Regions from separate parts of the Mus musculus genome. Here region 2 is linked to region 1. Evidence: chromatin contacts called from ENCODE Hi-C data. All regions are on one chromosome and are shown on one strand. The core of a region is the stretch at or near the end of the contact, and the rest is flanking DNA. Distances in the headings are between cores, read along the strand shown.

The links. A loop is a pair of places that touch in the nucleus more often than their neighbours do.
Region 2: a map of T-helper 17 cell shows a loop between it and region 1 (3-fold over the local background). The contact joins the promoter of Impdh2 here to the promoter of Rbm5 in region 1. A Hi-C loop is called at or near these places in 3 of 37 maps with a recorded cell type or tissue (T-helper 17 cell, regulatory T cell and v-Abl transformed pro-B cells).

The regions. Positions count from the first base shown.
Region 1 is chr9:107,768,810-107,773,309 of GRCm38, reverse strand. Rbm5 (RNA binding motif protein 5) reads left to right here and starts at 2,308. Exons shown (of 25, transcript NM_148930.3): 1 at 2,308-2,425; 2 at 3,684-3,749. The coding sequence starts at 3,733.
Region 2 is chr9:108,558,393-108,562,816 of GRCm38, reverse strand. Impdh2 (inosine monophosphate dehydrogenase 2) reads right to left here and starts at 2,381. Exons shown (of 14, transcript NM_011830.5): 1 at 2,186-2,381; 2 at 1,735-1,783; 3 at 1,119-1,220; 4 at 960-1,034; 5 at 437-643; 6 at 1-25. The coding sequence starts at 2,283. Qrich1 (glutamine-rich 1) reads right to left here. Exons shown (of 10, transcript NM_175143.5): 10 at 2,650-3,571. The coding sequence ends at 3,379.

The DNA of each region.
Region 1 (4,500 bases), core at 1,059-3,558:
GAGAGAAGGAAAGTAAGTAGAACAGGCATGCCATCATGTAGGCATCTGAGTTAATGCTGAAATGCTCAGCTGTGCTAAAGCAGGCATGGAAGAACCACATTGATCTCAGCAGGGAAAGGAGTCTCTCTGACCTGTGGGTGTTGGTAACTGTTAAGGTAAAGCACACCTCCATTGTAGGTTCACTAATTAAAGACTCAGAAGCTCTTTGACCACCTCAAGGCTATAGGGAAAACAAAGTCCTACAATTGCCTCAAAGCAAAGATGTCTTTCACTTTTTTTCTATAGCAGTAGTTCCAATACTGGGACAAAACATTTAATCGTTTATTTTTTTGCCACATAATCAGAGAGGTGATTGGTTGGGTTGGTTTTAAAAGACTCATGAAAGTGATTATGTCACTGGGTTAGGTTGGTTTTTTCGAGACAGGGTTTCTCTGTGTAGCCCTGGCTGTCCTGGAACTCACTTTGTAGACCAGGCTGGCCTCAAACTCAGAAATCCGCCTGCCTCTGCCTCCCAAGTGCTGGGATTAAAGGCGTGCGCCACTGCGCCCGGCTTACTATTTTTATTTGTCTCTGCGTGTAGTTTAGGTGCATTTAGGGCCAGAAGACGGCATGGGATCCCTGGAGGTGGTATTATATAGGCTTGTGTGCTACCTGATACGAGTGCTGGGAACCAAATTTGGATTCCCTGATAGAGCAGCAAGCACTCCATCTCCAGCTTTTAAGTTTTTAAAATGAAAGACTTAAGATTATTTTATTAAAACTTTGTTCAATAATATATTTGCTTTTTTGTGTTGCTTAAATTAGAACAATTTCCATTGTCTTTGGTACATCGACTACCAGATAGCCTAGGATATATAGTCCATCTACTCACAAAAACAATTCTACTCAACAGACAGACACAATTGAGAGGATGCCATTCATCCCTGGATGGAATCTGTCTAGGGATAGGGGAGTAGCTTTTGAGTTTAAAATTGAATTGGCAGCATGGTGGCTCACCTTTAATCCCAGCAACCAGTGAGTGAGTTCTTTATATCACCCTGGCTTTCCTGGAACTCACCTTTTTAGACCAGGCTGGCCTTGAACTCAGAGATCCAATTACCTCTGGGATTATAGGCATGGATCACCACACCCTGCTATAAGTGGTTTCTATGATCTGCAGACAAATGTATATTTTCTGCGGTTAAGTGTGTTATATATACTCAACCATAATTGGGCATATCTTAACATTTACATAATTGTATACTGAGAATACATAGATACAAAAGAAAGATGTTGAGTATGTGTTCCTTCAGCTGTGTTATCAGGCATTTCTAGCCAGTTTCAGTCACCCTAATTCCTGCACACCGTTATTCTTATCAGACTTGTAATCCCAGAAGGAGGTGAAAACTGGAGGGTCAGAAACAGTCCCACACTAAGGAGATGGATCTTGGTCAGTCTACATTGTGAATTCCAGGCTAACCAGAACTATAGAGACCCTTTCTAAAGAAAACAAAAGGGAGGGAAGGGAAGAAAAATTAAAAAAAAAAATGAGGGAAATCTGCTCCCTAATAACTACATATGCAGAGGACAAGTTATGGCAACTGGATGACAATATCTCCACAAAAAGCAGAGAGAGGGGGGGGGGGAACCTCTAGGGTTTTGTCTGTTTTGTTGGATTTTTTTTTTTAATGTGTAGTTGGGTGATGATTTGGTTTGAATTTGGGCTGCTTTGCATTTACTTATTGTTGGTGTATTTGAACACACATCCATGTTTGCCACATCAGAAGACTACTCTCATGCGTGGTTCTCTTTCCATCCTGTGAATTGCAGGGATGGAACTCAGGGTTTTAGGCTTGGCAGTAAGCCTTACCTGATGAGGCTATCTCACAGGCTTGGTTTTATTGTTGTTTTGTTTGCTTGTGGCAGGGTCTTACAACAAAATATCCCTATTGTTCTGGAGTTCATATTCTAGTGCTGGCATGGCTTCTGAAAACAAGCTAGTTCAGTTTCCAGTTTACCGAATTATTAGCTCTGTATGTTTGTAAAACGACTAGGGAAGTAATCCGTAGTATGCCTTCTCTACGAACTGGATTATACGTTTTACAGTGTGTCAAGCGCTGGTAAAGTTCACATCCGGGTTCTCAGAAGCTGAATGGCAGCTTTGTCATGGAGCAGATGAAATACGCAAAAAAATTAACGCAGGGTATAGTGACAGGCTGCCTGGGCGACCACACTTCCCGGCAGCCCTCGCGCAGACCGGCACCCTCGCTGATTGGACGCCTCTGGAGAGGCGGGTAGGATGGGAGGTGGGGGAAGGTCGACGCGCGAGGGACTGTGGGTAGGAGAAGACGGTCGGTGGAGACGCCATTTTGTGGAGCGGCCGAACCTTGTAGGAGGTTCTGGGGCGCAGAGCCGCTACTGCTCCTGCTTTGTTCCCTCTGTGGGGGTGAGTGCGGCTGCCGTCCATTACACCCCAGTGATTTTGCAATTGGTGCTGTCCCTTAAGTCTGCCTGTCAGCCGCCAGAGGTGACCGCTCAGCCGAGTCTTTGAAGAGACTAAACTAAGCAAGCGCTTGAGGGCCGCGCCCCTCCTCGCCTCTGGCTCTGCTGGCTTTCATAGGTTGCCCCCTAGCCCGGTCCTCGACCCGCCTCTTTGGAGTTGTTTGTCTCTTGCTGGGACGTTGTCCCGAATCCCCTGTCGTGCGGAGCTGTGGAGCGCCTGGCAGTCTCTTAAGCCATCATCGCCCTGAGTCTCCAACTGAATCTCGCTGTGCGAAAGGTGGTTGGGAATGGGTGTGGGGAGGGATGGATGGAAGATAAGAAAGATGGACTGAATGCCGGATTCAGTTGCGCCGCCATCTCGGCTGCGATACCCCGCGGAGGTGGGCATGGGCAACCTCCCTGGGAGGTGGGTGCGGGCATCTCGGGCGAAAACAAGGGACAGCCGTAGCCGTTCGACCCCGGAACTTGACCCACTAGATGTCTCTTATTTTTTAAGTCAACGAATGTTTGTTAAGTGCTTGCTTTAAAAGACCAGATTCTAGAAATGGCAGTAACTATAGTTTCTGGGACATCACAGGCATCATAGCTGTGTGATGTTTTATTACGGCCAATCGGCCGGGGAAAGGCTGTGGGTCACTCGGTGGCCTGTTGTCGATCAGGGCTGGTCCAAGACATAGGTGTTATTGATACACAGATATTAAGCCGAGTCAAGGTTTGGTCTTGTCTTACTGAAATAAATTGAGATCAGGCGATGTGTTATATATGTAAATTTCAATCAGATCAGCATTCCAGCTTCTAAGTTTTTGTCAGAAAAATTTGAGATCGTGTTACAATTTTAGTGTTGAATTTTATATTAACGAAGACAGTTGGATGAATGCTTTAATCATTGTCCATCTCAATAAATAGCGTTGCTTTGGTTATGAAAATCAGGAGCTTTTTGCTTTGTAATTGTAGTGGGAGTGTCCAAGGTGTCTAAAGCCTTCACCCTTCTTGAGTTTCTTATTGAATATATGATCTTAATATGTTAAAGTGACCTTCATCTTCCTGCTTCTTAACACAATTATGACTTAGTGTTGACAGCCTCCTTTTCCTTCCTCTTTTTAGTCATTGTTAAGTATTAGCCACAGTTTCTATCCCAGTTTGTAGGGTTCTTGAATTAAGTGATCTCTGAAATTTGCAATTTTTCTCTTTCCCACCCCTAGGGGAAAATTTAAGCCTTTTGAAGCAGTGTGCTAGCTCTTCCGTGAGACGATGGGTTCAGACAAAAGGTGAGTTTCAATACATGACATGCCTTTGATCTCAACAGCTTAGTTGGGACTGAAATATTTGTTTAAAATTGTTTATTCAGCCCTGTGTGGTGATGGCAGCTTACAGGTTTTAATCCCCGCAGAGACAGGCAAATCTCACTGAGTTCAAGGCCAGCCAGGGCTACATAGAGAAGGCCTGTCTCAAAAAAGGAAAAACAAAAACAAAACAAAGCAACAACAGTAATAAATTATTTATTTTGCAAATGAATATTTAAATGTCTATTGTGTTTCAAGTGTTCCAAATGACTACTTTCATGATTCTGTTCTCACAAGCTTCAGTCTAGTGAGAGTTAACAGTTAGGATAAAAAATGTAAAGTACTGTCTGGACACATGAGGAGAAAGGGAAGTGTCTTGGGGAAAGTATTGTCGGAGGTGCAGTCCAAAGGCTAAGAACTAGGTTAAGGAAAGCAGTGTGGAGTAGGCCATGGAAAGTTCCAGCTGTGGGCAGGAGCTATTCAAAGCCTGCTTGAGAAGCAGTGAGTGAGTGCCAATCCTTGTTATTCCCTAGTGATAGATACAGTGGCCTGGGAGGCTCAAAGCTGAGCAGCCTAGGAGCGTGGCTTACATCAAGACGATCGAGAAAGGGAAAAGCTAGTTAACATAGAACAGATTAGGACTGGGATACAGCTCGCCTGTCAGTGGTTTATGAGGCATGAGTATCAATCCCCAGTAGGTCCAGATACATTAAACAAACAAAGGTGAAAACTGTTG
Region 2 (4,424 bases), core at 1,132-3,631, 790 kb before region 1:
CCAAATCTTCCCTCTTAGTCATGATCTAGGATGAGTCAAGAGGCAAAGGCCAGTCAGACCAGGACCCTCCTTTACCCATAGGTCAAACTATACTATCAAAAGACCACCACGATCACATACATGACCAGAGCCGCCCCTCCTGAGAGGCAGCCAGTAGTTATGGAGAACACAGCAGCAGGAGCAGCCTCTCTAGAGAGGACCACACAAGAGCATGGCGAAGAAAGGAAGCACAAACGTTACAGACATGTAGACAGCAGAGGCACAGCAGGAAGAAGGGATGGATGCAGGGATCACATGAAGTAGTAAGAAACATAGCTGAGCATTTTCCTTGGACAGGAAATGAGACTGTCAGCAGTGTCATAGAAGTAAAAAGAAACTGCATGCTTCCTCCAGTCTGGGCTTAGACCTTAGTTTCTCCTCAGCCAGTGGCACCCACCTCTTCCAAGAACCGGTCATGCTCTTCCTCCTTGAGGAAATCAATGTCCCTTGAGGAGATGATGCCCACCAATCGACTCCCCATCCGGCCTGTATCTGTGATGGGGATACCACAGAAGCCATGCCTGGCTTTGGCCTCAAAAACATCGCGTACACGATCCTTGGGGCTAAGGACCACGGGGTCAGTGATGAATCCCTGTTCGTATTTCTGGAAGGAATGGTGAGAAGGTCACTGTATCTTTGATATCACTGTCATCAGGCCCCTGTTCTAAAGGATGAGGTCCATGCCTAAGTGTCCTGTATAGCAGAGCCACGGAAACAAATGAAATGAAATGCTCAAACATGGACATAGGGGGTCTGGAAGCACCGTGCGTGCTCTAGCTAAGAAATGGGGTCTTGGGTCTTCCTCCTCAGTAGCTGAAGCTCACAGCAGGAGAAAGGACGCTTAGCAAAACAAACCCTCCACTTCCACCCCACGCCTCTAATTCCCAGCAACTCTTGGCCATGATGCTTGGCCTTCTAACCTTCACTTTCCGAACTTCATTGGCCTGGAATTCAGGTGTGCAGTTGTGGTGGATGAAACCAATACCTCCTGTAAGCTACAAGACGAACACACAAGTAAGTGATAAAACAGAAACACAATCTTTGGCTATAAGATGGCACCCATGGCGCTCAAGCCTTACCGCCATCGCGATGGCCATTCCAGCCTCTGTGACAGTGTCCATGGGTGAGGAAACCAATGGGGTCTTTAGTGTAATCTTCTTAGTTAGAGCAGACGTCAAGTCCTGAGGAGAAAAAGGACCAGCAAAGGAAAATACAGCTTATTCCTCAGGGTCCATCCCAGGAGCCCTGGGTGAGCTGCCATGTTCACCACAAAGCCTAGCCTGGTGCAGTAAGCTCACAGTAACGAACAGCAGCATCTTACCCCTCCTAGATATTTACCAATCCAGTTCCTAGAGTGGGTACAGGGGCACATGCCTACTGTAATAACAGTACCCACTCAGAAACAAGACTGAGCGTTGACACTAATAATTAGGGTCAACAAAACCACTTCTGGAACAGCCAAAGTAATGTAGGCAGGCTGTCTCAAAAACAAAATAGAGCCAGGCAGAAGTAGCGCACGCCTTTAATCCCAGCACTTGGGAGGCAGAGGCAGGCGGATTTCTGAGTTCAAGGCCAGCCTGGTCTACAGAGTGAGTTCCAGGACAGCCAGGGCTATACAGAGAAACCCTGTCTCAGAAAAAAAAAAAAAAAAAAAAGGAACCCCCCAAACCAAAAATCCAGTGCCTTATTACTCACCACCTGATCTGCAGTGAAGTCGATATACCCAGGAAGAATGAGAAAATCACTGTAGGAGGGAAATAAGCAGGTCTCTCAGGCTTGTGACACCAAGAAACTTCAACTCCATATATCATCCCATAAAACTCTTGAGCAGGGAGTTGTACCAGCAAGTGTGACACAGGCAAAATGTCACTGGGTGGATGCCACCGAGGTGTCATTAGTGCACGCTAACATATTCCACATATCCAGAGAACTGTGTCTCACGACTCAAGTATTAAATACTATTGAAATCACCCTCTAAACCCCTGCCCCTGCTTCACATATGTCGAAGTTAGTCTTCGGCGATAAGGAATTCCCGGATTCTGTTCCCCATCCGCTCCCACCAGTTTCAATGAAGCCCTCCCTCATCCGGCCTTCTCGCCAGCGTGCGGCCCCTCGCCTCGCCCCGATGGGTGCCCTAGACCCGCACTTGTAGGTGAGGCCGTCCCCGCAGTTGAAGAGCTGCTGCGCTGTGAGCCCGTCGTCCGGCACGTAAGAGGTGCCTCCGCTAATCAGGTAGTCCGCCATGACCACGGAGGAAGACAGACGCGTGGCTCCGAGAACCGCGCCGCTCCGAGGACCGCGCCGCAGAGGCCTCTGCCGTCCGGACCGCGCCAATATAAACTAGATTATTCCGTCACACGTTGCGTGCGTCGATGACGCCAGGCGTAGGGCGTGCGTACTGAGGGCCACGCCCCGTATAGAGGCGGAGCTGGCAGAGCTGGGTAACCACGTGCTTATCGAGCTCACAGGCCCAAGGCCAAAGGCCTGTTTCCTGTCCCACCCCTCCCCGCATCCCACCACAGCAGGATCCAGGCCCATTCAATTAAGTTTTGTTTCCACTCCCCCGCCCCCGCAGAGCTCCTCCCCCAAATAAAGACACGTTCTCCAGTAGCTTGTTGAAAAGACGTGCTTGTCATTCTTAATAAACAACTAGAATAAGAATACATAAGAGAAAGAGTGGTATCTTTATATGATACACAAGTGTATGTTACAAGAATTCCATCAGGCACAGGAGCCTCATTTTTAAGGCCTCAATGTTAGGCCAAAAAAAAAAAAAAGCGCATGGTAAAGTTTTTACTTTAACTTTTATGTCACTTGTCATAAAGAAGGGTGTAATAGAAATTGTCTGGATAAAAATCATAATTGAAGTTCCCCTTATTCTTCTTCCATCAAGATGTTAAGTTTATGTCTGAGCATTACAAAAAAAAAAAACAAAAAACAAAAAACAAATGTGGCTCTGAGTGGTCAGTAAAGTTTGCCGATTCCGAGTGACAGGCTGATGCATCAGCAGCTCCATCTTCCCTGAGGAAGGGAAGGGTCTGTATCTCTCCATACAGTCCAAGTTCCTTTCCCCACGCCCCAGACAAAAGAAAAAAAGAGAAAAGAAAAAGCCAACCACTTCCTAGGACACCAGGTTCTCAGAAAACCCAGATCCCTATGAACCAGGGGTCTGCCCATTTTATGAAGATGCAAAGAGGGCAATATCGTCTTTTACATTTTGAACAGAAGTAGCCTGAAAAGCATCATAACTACAAATTAAAAAAAAATGTGGAGGCCTCTCCTTTAGTGTGAAAGTCTGTCTGGTTTTTCCTGGATCTTTTTTCCTATAGCTGAGGCACCTCAGTGCATGGTGGTTGCATTGGCCACGGCAATGGCTTCTTGGATTTCTCGTATAACCAGGATCCGGGTCAGCATCTGTCCCATCTGTTCTCTGCTGATAGGCTGGACTGAGTACCAGATTGGGCTGTTGGGAGCTACAACTGGCTCAGGTGTCAGGTAAAAGGTGTCATTTCGGCCTTTCACACTCTGAGGGCTGAAGAAGAATTTCAGTAAGTAATAGCATAATTCTAACCCTTCCTGTTTGAGCCTCCCAAACAATTTCAGGTTGAACTACTTAAATCTATCTATATCCCATTGGCAGCAGATAAGCATCTAGAAGACCTAGCTCCAGCTGTTTACCCACATTGTTTTTAACTCAGCAGCAAAGGCCAATAACCACCTTCTCTGGGCTCAGTACCTCTTCAGTACTCAGTACCTCTTCAGTACTCAGCGTGCTCCAACAGTCTCACAGCCATTCCCTCATCCACTCAAAATTTAAGGAACATGTGTCAGCTTTATATTAGGTACAGATGTTAATTAAGTGGGCAGGGTTCCTGACATGTTATAAAAATATGTAAGAACTGATACTAGGTAAGAGCGACAGAGGAAATAGCTGAGGACAAAGGTAGGCGATCTAAATATGCTTTATTGGAGCTGCTAGTAATGTCCAGAAAAGGGAAAACTCTTGGATGTAAAGTATGGTTATGGGCTTTTCAAGCAGCAGACATGAAATAGCAATGCAAGTGCATTGGGAAATTGTTCATCACTTATAGAAGAGTGACGAACTCACTGAAGGTTTTATTCTAATGAAAGTACAAAGACCCATAGCCACAAAAGCTGTTCTGACATTGATAGGAAGAGGATGTACCAACCTGCTATGACAAGAATACAATCAGAAACCTAAAGGAACCCCAACACCCCTATGCTGATGGCACCAGCAATAAACTTTGAGCCAGTGACAATGTCCACCGTGTGATTTTAAAAGAAAAAAGCTGCTCTTGCTTCTCTCTTGCCCTCTTGGGCTATTCCCTTCCCCCTCTCTTCCCTATTCCCTTCCCCCCTTCTCT